Regions from separate parts of the Homo sapiens genome. Here region 2 is linked to region 1. Evidence: chromatin contacts called from ENCODE Hi-C or POLR2A ChIA-PET data. All regions are on one chromosome and are shown on one strand. Each heading gives the region's core, a stretch centred on a gene start or an enhancer-like site at or near the end of the contact. The rest is flanking DNA. Distances are from core to core; before and after follow the strand shown. Region 1 overlaps MIR3681HG (MIR3681 host gene). Region 2 has its middle 120 kb from the start of MIR3125.

Region 1 (2,906 bases), core at 133-2,632:
CAAGAGAATGATGATAAAGAGGTGTGGTAGTCCCCCGTGGGATGCTGGAAAAGAATACCACAAATTGAGTGACTTGATTAATCTTTTCATAGTTCTAGAGGATAAAAGTTGAAGATGAAGGTGAAGCAGGGTTGGCTTCTTCCTGGCTTGCAGATGGTCACCTTCTCACTGTGTCCTTATGTGACCTTTCATCCTTGTTTGCACATTCCTGGTGTCTCTTCCTCTTTTAATAAGGACACAGGTCTTATCGGATTAGCTTCCCACTCTTTTGACAGCATTTAAACTTAATTAAATTGGTAGAGGATGGGAAATTACTTAATGGTACAGCGTATGCTATTCAGGCAATGGGTACCCTAAAAGCCTTGACTTGACCACTATGTAATCTATACATGCAAAAAAATTACACTTATATCCTGTAAACTTACATGAATAAAAAATTAAATAAGCTTAATTATCTCCTTAAAGACCCTATCTTTAAATACAGTCACATTGGGTTACGACTACTTCCACATGCGGATTTTAGGGGGACAGAACTCAGTCCATAACAACAGAAGACCACTGAAATTGGAAGAGGCGTGTGATTCATTCCAGCTGCTGCACTGCGGCAGATCCCAAGCAGTGGCACTGACAAGCTGTGTCACCAGGCAGAGGCTGACACAAAAGAGCAACCCAGCGGACTAAAGGCCACATCTATAGCAGCTTAGAAGCTGCCTCAGCCTCATGCTGTGGGTCCGGCGCAGGTTAAACAGGCTTGGGCAAGGCTAAGAAGGGACACAGCGGGGGTTGCTGAAGAAGAGTCAGGAGTTTGTCCTCCTAAGACCAGGGCAGTTTAGAGACATCATTATCACATTTGCATCTCTGGTTCCTAGGAGACATCGGGGCACAGGGTAAGTGTTCAATTATTCACCAATGAACTTCAAATGGTTAAATAGTTGAGAACACAGGGAGCTCCCCATTACTGGCTGCATCTGTCCAAGGGGCTATGAAAAGTGGTCGTGCATTGAATGAGACCTTGAAAATCTTGTCCTGGTCTAACAGTCTGACTCTTTGTTTACATAACAAAGTGGATCATAAAAAATCCCCATCTCTTTCTACGTCTGAGTAGATTTTCTTAGTTTACACTGTCATCTTGTGAGCTATGTTTGTATTTTGCATATGCGTTTGCCCCATTTTGGGGTGGCATTTTAAGGGGATGATGACTTATAATGTTCCTTCATTAGAAACATTGTAAAGCAGGATAGGTTTTTATGGCTCTATGTCCTTGTGATGCACATATGTGGGCAGCACTAGTAGTATCTCATCAGAAGCTTTCTCTTCTTTCAACTGGGTCCACAGGTTGAACTCTTCCTATGAGTGGAGCCCTAGCACTGCTCATTGCCCTGCCTGGCAGTGGTGTGGGAGGAGCCATGGCCCACCGGCCCCAGATCTTTCTAAGGGGGACACTGAATTACATTGTTCATCTCAAGAGTTAAACTAGACAAAGTGGGCCCAAACCTAATAAGACAGCCCATTAGGAACATTTTCTGTGCTTACATCTTACTGACTTTTATCATAAATTAGAGATTTTGAAGAGAATGAGTCATAGAAAAAGAAAAAATAATAACCTGGTTCAGCAATCAGCATATTATATCTCCCCAGTGACTCATAACATCAGACTCAAGTCAGGACAAACAGAGTTCCTGTCAGAAAGAAGTGCAGTTAAAAATAAAAGCAAAAATAGGAAGGGGTGGGCGGGCAGGGTGGGGGGAGCAAAACCTTTTAAACTGTGCCTAGAACTCTCCCCAGCCTGGATTCCCTAATGAGGGATTTGAGGTGCAAATAGGCTGAAAAGCCTGAGTCAGACAGCAGGAGGAAGCAGCTCCCAGGGTGCAAAGACAAATGGATTTCTTAATAAAATCCTCCAGGAAAAGAAAAGCAGCAGAAACCATGAAGTATGGATTATTCGTTAAATACGAAAGGGGCCTGCAAGAGGGCTTCTCCTAATGAAATCGTGGCACAATTTCATGAAGAAACACAGGTTTCAGAGTTAAACCAACTTGCATCTTAATTGTGGTTCCACCAAAATTGGCCGTGCAAGCTTGGAAGGATCCTTGGTTTTCACATCTGTTGGATGAGGATAACAAGCCACAGCACAGAGCTGTTGTGAAGATTGACCGATGCTAAGCATGTAAAGCACTTAGCATGGTGTACACATTTACAGGAAAAAAGACTGACATTAAATAATAATTTGTCTTAAAACTATAGATGAAAATACATCTGGACAGAGTTTGCTGAAGCTTTAATTGATAGACTCAGATAAGTGTCTATCAAGCATGTCACAGAATCACAGCTTCGTAAGAGTGGATTCAGATGCCGCTGACTAAGGCCATGGTACCCTTGAACATTTTATTACAGCAGAAAAGGTTAAGCAGCTTTGGCTGGTCCAATAGTTTCCCTGTTCTACATGAGTTCCTCTTCTTCGGTTTCTCCCCAACCAGCCTAGCCAGTGCTTTTAGTGCACATTTGAAAACCCAAAAATAAGTTTGCAGCCAAGCAACTTTGGATTAAGCTTTGATTCTTCCAGTTACTACCTATGTGACATTGGCGAGATGCTTCACCTTTCTAAGCCTTAGTGGCACACCTGTGAGATGAAGTAAGTAGCTACTATCTTAAACAGATGCTATGGAATTTTGAATGAAGAACTTGAAATGTCTAGCATAGTTTGTGAGCACAAAAGTAATTGACAGACTATTTTCATTCCTCTCTCCTAACTAATGTATGCATTTTGTTAGCTATAAATAAGACAATCAATAGCAGAAACGATCTACCTGCCGTTTACAGGAGAATATTTGGAAAAATGTCAGTCCAATTTATAAGTGTTTACAGAAAAGAAGGAGCTAAGTGAACGTCCCACTCCTCAGGCCAAT
Region 2 (2,886 bases), core at 105-2,604, 300 kb after region 1:
ACAGTAGCTCTCCCTTTGAGAAATCTGAAGCAGGTGATGAAAGCATTTCACCAAGAATCTCTCTTGGTTCTGCTTTGCTTATGTGATGATGGCTGTATTCTCAGGTGGGGTTACTGCAGGTATTGGCAAAATAGCCACCTACAGCCTCAGGCTACCCTTTTAGCGATGTCCACAGAGCAACAGTTCTTCCTTCCCATTTGCTTTAGTAGGGAATCCTGATTCCATTGAGTAGGATTGGTCCTACTTGAGTAATTTATAAACCTGGAGAGTGGAGGGATTCAGTGCTGTGGCTGGCCGGACTTGGGACACACATCTTTCTGTAGAGACCGGGGGTAGGGGTCAGGCTAACCCAACACACAAGCCTGAGAGGGATGGAAGAAGTTCCCAGAGAGATGAAGGGATGTTAGCAGAGAGGGGAACAGACAGCAGATGGGCAAATACAAAACATGTCCATTGTCTGTATGGTCTAATTTCCTGAACATCTCTTCAGTCACCCCACATTTCAGGATTCCCTAATATACCAGACCCATATACCTCAAGTTTTTGTACTAGATTGTTCTCTTGTCCTCAGATGCCTTTCCTCATCTCTTTTTGTTTGTCAAACTTCTACTTATGCCTCAGGACTGAAATATCACCTCTTCTGTGGAGCTTCCTTTTTAGCTGTCCCTACTAAACTCGTACCTCCCTCCTCTGTGCACGCATAGCATTTTGTCCATGAAAAGAAGGAATTGAATTAATTAGCAAGGATAAGGAGCTGAACAATCCACATCCTTTTTGGAAATGGAAAGCAGATGATGCTGTATTAGATAAGATCAAACAACATCAAATAAACAAATGTTTATTGAGTGTGTACCATGCACAAGGCTTTCCAAGCAGAACCTTGCTGATTGTGTGTGTGTGTGTGTGTGTGTGTGCACGTGTGCTTGCAGATGCTTAGAATCACAGGCTTTTATGATCTGGGTTTCTTAAACCTTATCTGGTTCAACCACTTCCTTATTCAGATCAGGTAACTGAGGCTGAAGTGGGTTTCTTTCTAGCTCTAAAAAGTATATGATCTGAGTCACTAAAAGGAAGGAAAGGTTGGCCCAATTCTAGGCCAAAAAACCACAGCTATGTAGCTTAAACTTCCTGTTTTAAATGCCATGCCAGGATAAAATTCTTGTCTACAGGGTAACAACCACTCCAGAGAGAGAATCAAAATTAACACCAACCTCTTTCTTTCCCCTGCCTCTTTCTCTCTCTCAATTTCTCTCTCTTTCTCTCTCGCTTCTCTTTCTCCCTTTATTTCTCTGTTGCCTCTCTTAAGGAGACATAGGAAACTAAGAGGACTGAGTGGCAGGGCCAAGGCATTGGGAGCACGATTCATACTTTTTTTTCTATCTTGCTGATGTGTTTATAGAAGTACACTATTTATGACTCAGTACATAGTGAAGAGACATAACAAATTTTTCTGGGAATTCAAAATATGCAAACAGAATATGTATCAAATGCATGAGAATTATGGGGACATATGTTTTAAAACAAAGGGATAAAGGTGCCTACTCTTTGTGACAAAGTCCCTTCCATGTTTATGACAATGTCTGCATAGCCATTCTCTTTTGAAGAAGCCAGAATTGGCTAGAAATAGAATTGCATGAACCCTGTCATATTCAAAATGGAAAGTAGATATTTATTTGCATTCCTGCCAGGGATACTCAGGCACAAACATATAGAAATATTTCCATAAAATATGGTTTAAAAAAAATGCCAAGGCCCATCCTTCCCACTGCCATTGCCCCTGTTGCCTGCAATCCCAACTCTGCATTCGGGCTCTCTCCAGGTTTTGCCCCACTAATCACTCTTCCACCTGCTTCCTGGTGCCTTTAGATCTTTTTTTCAACATATTATACCCAGGTTCAAAAATGGCCTTATAAAACGTCATCCTGCCTCCCCAGCCTAGCATCAGGGCCTTCTTCCTTGACTCAGACCATCCATAAACTGTTCAAGCATGTTTGATGTATATGTAGCATGTGTCTGGCACTGCTCCAGGGATCAGGTCACTAAACTGAACAAGAATGGGCATATATTCCAGTGGAAGTACCTAACAATAAACAAGTAAATAGGCAAGTGAAGAAAATGAAATTAGGTAATGTGATAAGAAGTGGCCAGGGGCAGTGTAACAACCTGAGGATATCTGGCAAAGGTCACTCTCAGGAAGTGATATTGAGACCTGACTAATAGAAAGGAGGTAATTTCTGGGGACATCTGAGGATGATCTCTCCAAGCAGAAGGAGAAGCAAAGACAAATTTCCAGAGTTGTGGAAGAATTAAATATGTTTGAAGAATAAAAATGTAAAACAAGGTGATATGGTGGAGGGCAGTTAGTAAGCTAAAGAGGTGAGCAAGAAGTCTAATCATGACATGTCTTAAAACCACAGAAAAAGGAAGTGTTGGTTTTATTGGAGGACCATAGAAAGTTATGATCCACTTTTCAATCTGGGAGGAACATGATTGCCATTTTTAAAGAGTTTACTTTGGCCTTTCTGTGGACAATAAACTGAACGATATCCTCACCCTCATATATTCACACCATGGTGTAATCCTCTCTCCTTGAGAGTTGACTGGACCTACTGACTCACTTCTAATTAACTGAAAACAGCAAATAAATGAGATATCTCTTCTGATATTAGGTTGTGAAAAGACTTTGGCTTTCATCTCTCTCTTTCTCTTATTCTCTCTTTTCCTCTCCTGGTCCTTCTCTTCCTTTGCTCTGTCATACATGCACATATGGCAGGTTTCATGTTGTGAGCTGCCCTATGGAAAGGCTTACCTAACAAAGAAAAAAATGTCCCTTCCTAACAGCAGTCTACAATCACTGCCCACAGCCATGTGAGTGAGCCTGGAAGT

The links. A loop is a pair of places that touch in the nucleus more often than their neighbours do. ChIA-PET counts read pairs that join two places held with the same protein, here RNA polymerase II (POLR2A). Pooled maps may share reads with other maps.
Region 2: a loop to region 1 is called in a map of endothelial cell of umbilical vein, with 3 times the contacts of the local background. The contact joins two enhancer-like sites. A Hi-C loop is called at or near these places in 1 of 168 maps with a recorded cell type or tissue (endothelial cell of umbilical vein) and 6 of 50 pooled maps. POLR2A ChIA-PET finds 5 or more read pairs at or near these places in 1 of 52 experiments (activated naive CD4-positive, alpha-beta T cell).

Annotation. Positions count from the first base shown.
Region 1 is chr2:12,553,735-12,556,640 of GRCh38, forward strand. The region is part of intron 4 of MIR3681HG (MIR3681 host gene); the gene reads left to right. Among named protein-coding and RNA genes, the nearest start is that of TRIB2, 160 kb to the right of the region's middle. Within about 2 kb of position 1,383, at least 5 of the 41 ENCODE cell types and tissues checked have a DNase peak (open chromatin) inside an H3K27ac peak, as active enhancers do.
Region 2 is chr2:12,856,082-12,858,967 of GRCh38, forward strand. No RefSeq gene overlaps it. Among named protein-coding and RNA genes, the nearest start is that of MIR3125, 120 kb to the left of the region's middle. RefSeq lists a cis regulatory region at 924-1,087. Within about 2 kb of position 1,355, at least 6 of the 41 ENCODE cell types and tissues checked have a DNase peak (open chromatin) inside an H3K27ac peak, as active enhancers do.